Linked DNA regions of Homo sapiens: region 1 is linked to region 2. Evidence: chromatin contacts called from ENCODE Hi-C or POLR2A ChIA-PET data. All regions are on one chromosome and are shown on one strand. Each heading gives the region's core, a stretch centred on a gene start or an enhancer-like site at or near the end of the contact. The rest is flanking DNA. Distances are from core to core; before and after follow the strand shown. Region 1 has its middle 60 kb from the start of MIR1587. Region 2 has its middle 11 kb from the start of MIR1587.

Evidence for each region. A loop is a pair of places that touch in the nucleus more often than their neighbours do. ChIA-PET counts read pairs that join two places held with the same protein, here RNA polymerase II (POLR2A). Pooled maps may share reads with other maps.
Region 1: a map of IMR-90 shows a loop between it and region 2 (10-fold over the local background). The contact joins two enhancer-like sites. A Hi-C loop is called at or near these places in 9 of 168 maps with a recorded cell type or tissue (IMR-90, Right ventricle myocardium inferior, Right ventricle myocardium superior and 5 more), 20 of 37 single-sample maps with no recorded cell type and 18 of 50 pooled maps. POLR2A ChIA-PET finds 5 or more read pairs at or near these places in 13 of 52 experiments (AG04449, AG04450, CD4-positive, alpha-beta T cell and 8 more).

The regions. Positions count from the first base shown.
Region 1 is chrX:39,896,198-39,899,047 of GRCh38, forward strand. No RefSeq gene overlaps it. Among named protein-coding and RNA genes, the nearest start is that of MIR1587, 60 kb to the left of the region's middle. RefSeq lists an enhancer at 1,244-2,225. Within about 2 kb of position 1,459, at least 10 of the 41 ENCODE cell types and tissues checked have a DNase peak (open chromatin) inside an H3K27ac peak, as active enhancers do; they include PC-3, where a contact is called at or near this core.
Region 2 is chrX:39,846,907-39,849,899 of GRCh38, forward strand. No RefSeq gene overlaps it. Among named protein-coding and RNA genes, the nearest start is that of MIR1587, 11 kb to the left of the region's middle. Within about 2 kb of position 1,530, at least 3 of the 41 ENCODE cell types and tissues checked have a DNase peak (open chromatin) inside an H3K27ac peak, as active enhancers do; they include PC-3, where a contact is called at or near this core.

The DNA.
Region 1 (2,850 bases), core at 209-2,708, 49 kb after region 2:
GTGGTTGGGGGCAGGGGTTGCCCTACTGAAGGAGTCTATTATGTTTGGAATAATCTCTCAAAGCAAGGGGAAATAAAGTACAATCAGTGGAGGAAACCTCTGGAACAATTTAAGGGAAACTGGACAAAACCCCCCAGACTGTAATAAAATGGCATCTGGAGTCCTGCTGGTTCCCAAGGACTCTCTACCACAGGCTGGGGTCTCTGGAAGCAGACGCTGAGATGGATATTGGGGGTTAAGAGGAATTTGTGAGGGATCAGATCCTGTGAAAGGAAGTGGGGGGCAAGCAGGACTTGGCAGAGCGGGTAGTCAAGCTGGGATACAGGTCCAACAGAGTCTTGACTAACCTGGAGGAGAGAGTTCTGGAGTTCTGGAGAGTTCCCGGCCAAAATGGCAAGCCCTTTATTTATTTATTTATTTATTTATTTATTTATTTATTTATTTACTTTGAGATGGAGTCTCACTCTGTCGCCCAGGCTGGAGTGCAGTGGCGTGATCTCGGCTCACTGCAAGCTCCGCCTCCCGGGTTCATGCCATTCTCCTGCCTCAGCCTCCAGAGTAGCTGGGACTACAGGCGCCCGGCACCACATCCAGCTAATTTTTTGTATTTTCAGTAGAGACGGGGTTTCACAGTGTTAGCCAGGATGGTCTCCATCTCCTGACTTTGTGATCCGCCCGCCTCGGCCCCCCAAAGCGCTGGGATTACAGCGTGAGCCACCGTGCCCAGCAAAGGCAAGCCCTTTATAACAGGCCCCCCACCCCACTTCAGCACCAGATATGGGCCACCCCAGGAGAGTGTGGCCTTGGCCGAGGCATTCTTAAACGCCCAAGGCTTGACAGCTGGAGGCTGTCTGGAGACTACACAGCCTGCAGCTGGGCAGCCAGGCCTTCCACAAAGAGAGATCTGGGCGGTGCCCCTCCATGTCAGCCACTCCCTCTCCCCTCCCTCAATGTCTAGGCTTCTAGCACATCTGGACAGATCAATCTCTTTCTTTACCTCGGGGCCTGGTCGCCCCCTCACTGTTCCTCCGGAGGCTGATGCCTGTCTGGAACCTGGTCTGACCCTAGCCCAGCCTTGCGTTTTAGTTGGCCCAGGCCCACGGAGGAGAACGCTAGTCTGATTTCTCCATTGTGCTTTCCTCCTACACTCAGGCACTGAGTCCCGGGAACCAACGGCCATCACAGCTTGCGACTGCAGGGGGCCTCATGCTTCCGGCTTGTTTAAGGGTTGCTTCTGCAGGGCTGATCATTAGGCTTCATTGTGCCACCCACCAGGGCACTAGGCAGCCCAGGACGACCCTCGGACAAGCCCAACCACAGTTAAATAAGACAACCCAATCAGCACCACAAAATATCCATAGCTTGGCCCATCGGCTGTGGCGAACGTGTTCCTCTCCAGCCGCCAGCTCAGCCCCCCTTCCTCCCAAGAGTTGCCAGTGACCAGCTGTTACTTGTTCCCCAGCCATGTAGCTTCACCAGCAAAGAATCCAGGGCTCCGGCTCCACTCTCCAGCCTGGTGGTTGAAATAACCAGCACATTCTTCACATACCTGCCAGCTTCCCAACTTGCCTAGGCTGTTCAGCAGCCCGACTTCTCTCTCTGGATTAATATTAAGGGTCTTGAAGAGGAGCAGGACAGGTCTGGGGAAACGTGGGGACTGAGTAAACATTCGGGGCTAACCCCAGCCCTCACTTCCCCTCCTGACAGCTGGCCTAAACTCCCTGCTGCAAACCCCTTGAAGCTACTTCCCCTGGCACAAGTTATGGCCCAGAACGAAGTGTTGGGTGCTGAGCAGGGAAGCCAGGAGTGGCTTCCGGCTTACCTGGTAGTAGAAAAGGAATGCCTAGAGCACTTCTCTAAAACGATCTGGGGAGAAGTTGGGGGACAGTGTGGTACTCACTGTGGCTGTGCACATAAACGACACCAGCCAATGCGAGCCACATCAGGAGGGTGGTCTTGGTTGGAACCGCCCAGCCCACTCTTGCTTATAACTTGGGTCAGCAAGAAGCTGTGGGCTTCCAGGGGTGGAATCCTAGAGGAGACCTCCTACAGGCCTACTTAACCCCCATTACATTCATTCCCTAATATACTTTTCACCTTCAGCAAATAGTGCAAATTTGAATTTTTACTCACTGATCAAATATTTACCCTGTGAGCTGCCAGTCTGGCTGAGCTTGACTTCCACAATTCTCCACATTTGTATTAGATGAATTAGCATTTTATTGTTGGCAGATTCGACAGTGAGATAAGGAAGACCAGAGGTAGCAGCCCAAGAGATTCTCCATGAAGAGTATGTTCAGTTTAGTCTTTTGTCTTAGTGTAAGTGACAGGTCTCCCAAACAATCCATCAGATATTTTAAAACATTGTTTTGGAAGGTATGAAAGATAATTGCTCACAAAGAACAACAACTTTCTGTACTTCTCATCTTCGTGACACACACCTTCAAAATCTGTTACCTGGGAACGTGGGTTTAAGGAGTGTTTCATTGTTTCGTTCTGTTTTGTTGCCACAGAAGCTTGAGCAAATCAAGTCACCTCTCTGAGCCTCAGCTTCCTTATTGGCATAATGGGCACAGTAACATTACCCCTTTCAGAAGGCTGTTGTGAGGGTCAAAATAAATATTAGAGATGACCAACACTGTAAAATATAAAGCACTACATGAAGAATTGTATAAGACTAGAAACTGAGGCCATTTTAAAACATGGTCCCCAAAGTCTTTAACACTCCTCCCATCAAGAACTGGGGTCTATGTCCCCTCTCCTTGAATCTGAGTGGGCTCATGACTGCTTCAACCCATACAGTATAGCATGAATGACACTGTGTGGCTTCCAAAGCTGTGTCAGAAAGGT
Region 2 (2,993 bases), core at 280-2,779:
TTTCCACTCCTACTGGCAATGCATGAGAGTTCCTGTTCCCGAGCACCCTTGCCTCTGTCTTTTTAATTTTAGCCATTCTAATGGATTCTAGGGCAACCTAACAAAGCCCACAAAGCCATCCACAGGAGCCAGAGTAAAAGTGCAGCTGTAATAACAAAAGTGTGGCCAGGTGCGATAGTTTACACCTATAATCCCAGTACTTTGAGAGGCCAAGGTGAGAGGATCAATTGAGACCAGGAGTTTGTGACCAACCTGAGCAACGTAGTGAGACCCTGTCTCTACAAAAAATATAAAAAGTAGCCAGGTGTGGGGGCATGTAACTGTAATCTCGGGAGGCTGAGACAGGAGGATTGCCTGAGCCCAGGAGTTTGAGGTTACAGTGAGCTGTGATCATGCCACTGCACTCTAGCTTAGGCGACAGAGCAAGATCAAGGAAAGGAAAGGAATGGAAAGGAGAAAGGAAAGGAGAGGAGAGGAGAGGGGAGGGGAGGGGAGGGGAGGGAAGAAAGGAAAAAGTGTAAGCAGTGGAAGGGAACTTGGAGACCCCCAGCCTTTGGCCTTCATGAGCTCTGAAACCAGGGAGCCAAGTATGCCTTGGAGCCACTCACAGTGGGCAGTAGGGGAGGTAGGTTGCTTCCCAGCAATGTTCTTTCTGCTCCACAGCTTGTTGGAGGGAAGAGGCCTCAACATGACCATCCCACAGGGAAAAAGAAAACACAGACAGGGAGACAGAGTTTGCATCATGAATGAGAATGACAGGAAAAAATGTATTTTATAGGAGACCCTCAACCCCTTCCCACACACACAGACATGCATGCATATGCACACACAGACACACACACACACACACACTCCCCTCCATGAGAGACATGGGACAGCAATTCCTTTGCAAAAGGTGGGGTGATGATGAAGAAGGAGAGAGGGATAAGAAGGGTTACTCAGCTGTCACATGGGGAGTTCAAAATGGTTTGGCTAAGGACTTACCAAGTTTTGGAGGGCATGCCCTGCACATGTTGTAAATTAGACACTAGAAGATGGGAAATCTGTCAAGGAAATAAATCCCGACCCCTACCTCGGTGAAGCTCCTGGTCTAATTTTCGATGGAAAATAAATAGTGCAACTCCGAAGTTGGAGATAATATAATGCCACCAGGACCTGGACACAGAGAGCTGCCTGTGTCAGGACTGACAGAGTGTGACAGGTTAATCCAGAGGGGCTTACCAGAGGAAGTCAGGAATCTGAAGGAGAGAAGCGCCCGGAATTAACCACGAGACAGAGGAAGCGCCCCACCATCCTAATAAGGATAGTGTCTTAACATGTTCTTCTGTTTGGTGCCGTTTCAGAGGGCCTTGTTAGCTGCAGTGTTCCCCTAAATCTCGGGGAAATGTTATTTCCTCCTCCAAAACACTAACTTATTTTTAAAATAATAAGGAAACTCCCAGTGATAAAGCAATCTATCTCTGTTACTAAAGTAAGTGTAGGAAGGTCCCTGCCAATGTTATCCCGTAGAGGTCAGGGTTAGTGGTAACGAACAGGGTGTGCTCTGAGGATGACGTCACCTGTTCCATCAATCACTTGGGAAGAAAACGTCTGGAAGTGGAAAGTGGCCCTACTGGTGTTCAGAAAGTGGACCTTAGCCAACTGAGAGAGAACATGGATCTAGATCTCTTGTGCCAGGACATCTTGAAGCTGGAATATATATATATATATATATATATTTTTAGACAGAGTCTTGCTCTGTTGCCCAGGCTGGAGTGCAGTGGCGTGATCTTGGCTCACTGCAACTTCCTCCTCCCAGGTTCAAGCGATTCTCCTGCCTCAGCCTCCCCAGTAGCTGGGATTACAGGCATGAGCCACTACTCCCAACTAATTTTTGTGTCTTTTTTTTTTTTTTTTACTAGAGATGGGGTTTTACCATGTTGGCCAGGCTGGTCTCGAACTCCTGACCTCAAGTGATCTGCCCACCTCGGCCTCCCAAAGTGCTGGGATCACAGGTGTGAGCCTTTAGGGGCACTCACCAGTGGTAGGGCTCAAAGTTAGCATCTGCTTGAGGAGAAGAGATGTCAGTTAGCCAGGAACTCGTAGCAGGAGGGACGTCAAACTGAAGATGAGTCAACTCTAAGTTGTGAGCCAAATGCTCCAGGTTCGTGTTTCTCTGTTTATTTTCTCTTTGTCCGCCTCCAAACTATTTATTAAAATGTGAGCTCCACGAAGGGCAAGGGCTTCATCTGTCTTGTTCACAGCTGTATCAGCAGCTAGAAATGTGCCTGGCACATGGCTCACTAAATATTTGGTGAACGGATGAATAACAAGACCTAATTGAATGCTCAGACCTTGGTTCAGCTGAGCTACTCAATAAATCTGGGAAGGCGACTACTACAAAACACAGAAGGCCTGATCAGGGGGTGGCAAAGAAACTCGAAGCACCTATGAAGCCGCTGTGACAGTCTCAGGGAGACCAGAGCGAGGAGCCCAGGGAAAAGGTGACTTCTCTAAAGTTTCAAGTGCCAGCCGTGTTTTCAGCCTGATATCGTTTGGATGTTTGTCCTCTCCAAATCTCATGTTGAAATGTGATCCCCACTGTTGGAGGTGGGGCCTGGTGGGAGGTGATTGGATCATGGGAATAGCCCCTCGTGAATGGTGTAGCGCCATCCCTTCAGTGATAAGTGAGTTCTCGCTCAGTTAGTTCATGCAAGATGTGGTTGCTTAGGCCAGGCAGGGTGGCTCACGCCTGTAATCCCAGCACTTTAGGAGGCCGAGGCGGGTGGATCACGATGTCAGGAGTTCGAGACTAGCCTGACCAACATGGTGAAACCCTGCCTCTACTAAAAATACAAAAATTAGCCGGGCATGGTGGCACGCGCCTGTAATCGCAGCTACTCAGGAGCCTGAGGCAGGAGAATCGCTTGAACCTGGGAGGTGGAGGTTGCAGTGAGCCGAGATCACGCTGCTGCACTCCAGCCTGGGCAACAGAGCAGGACTCCATCTAAAAA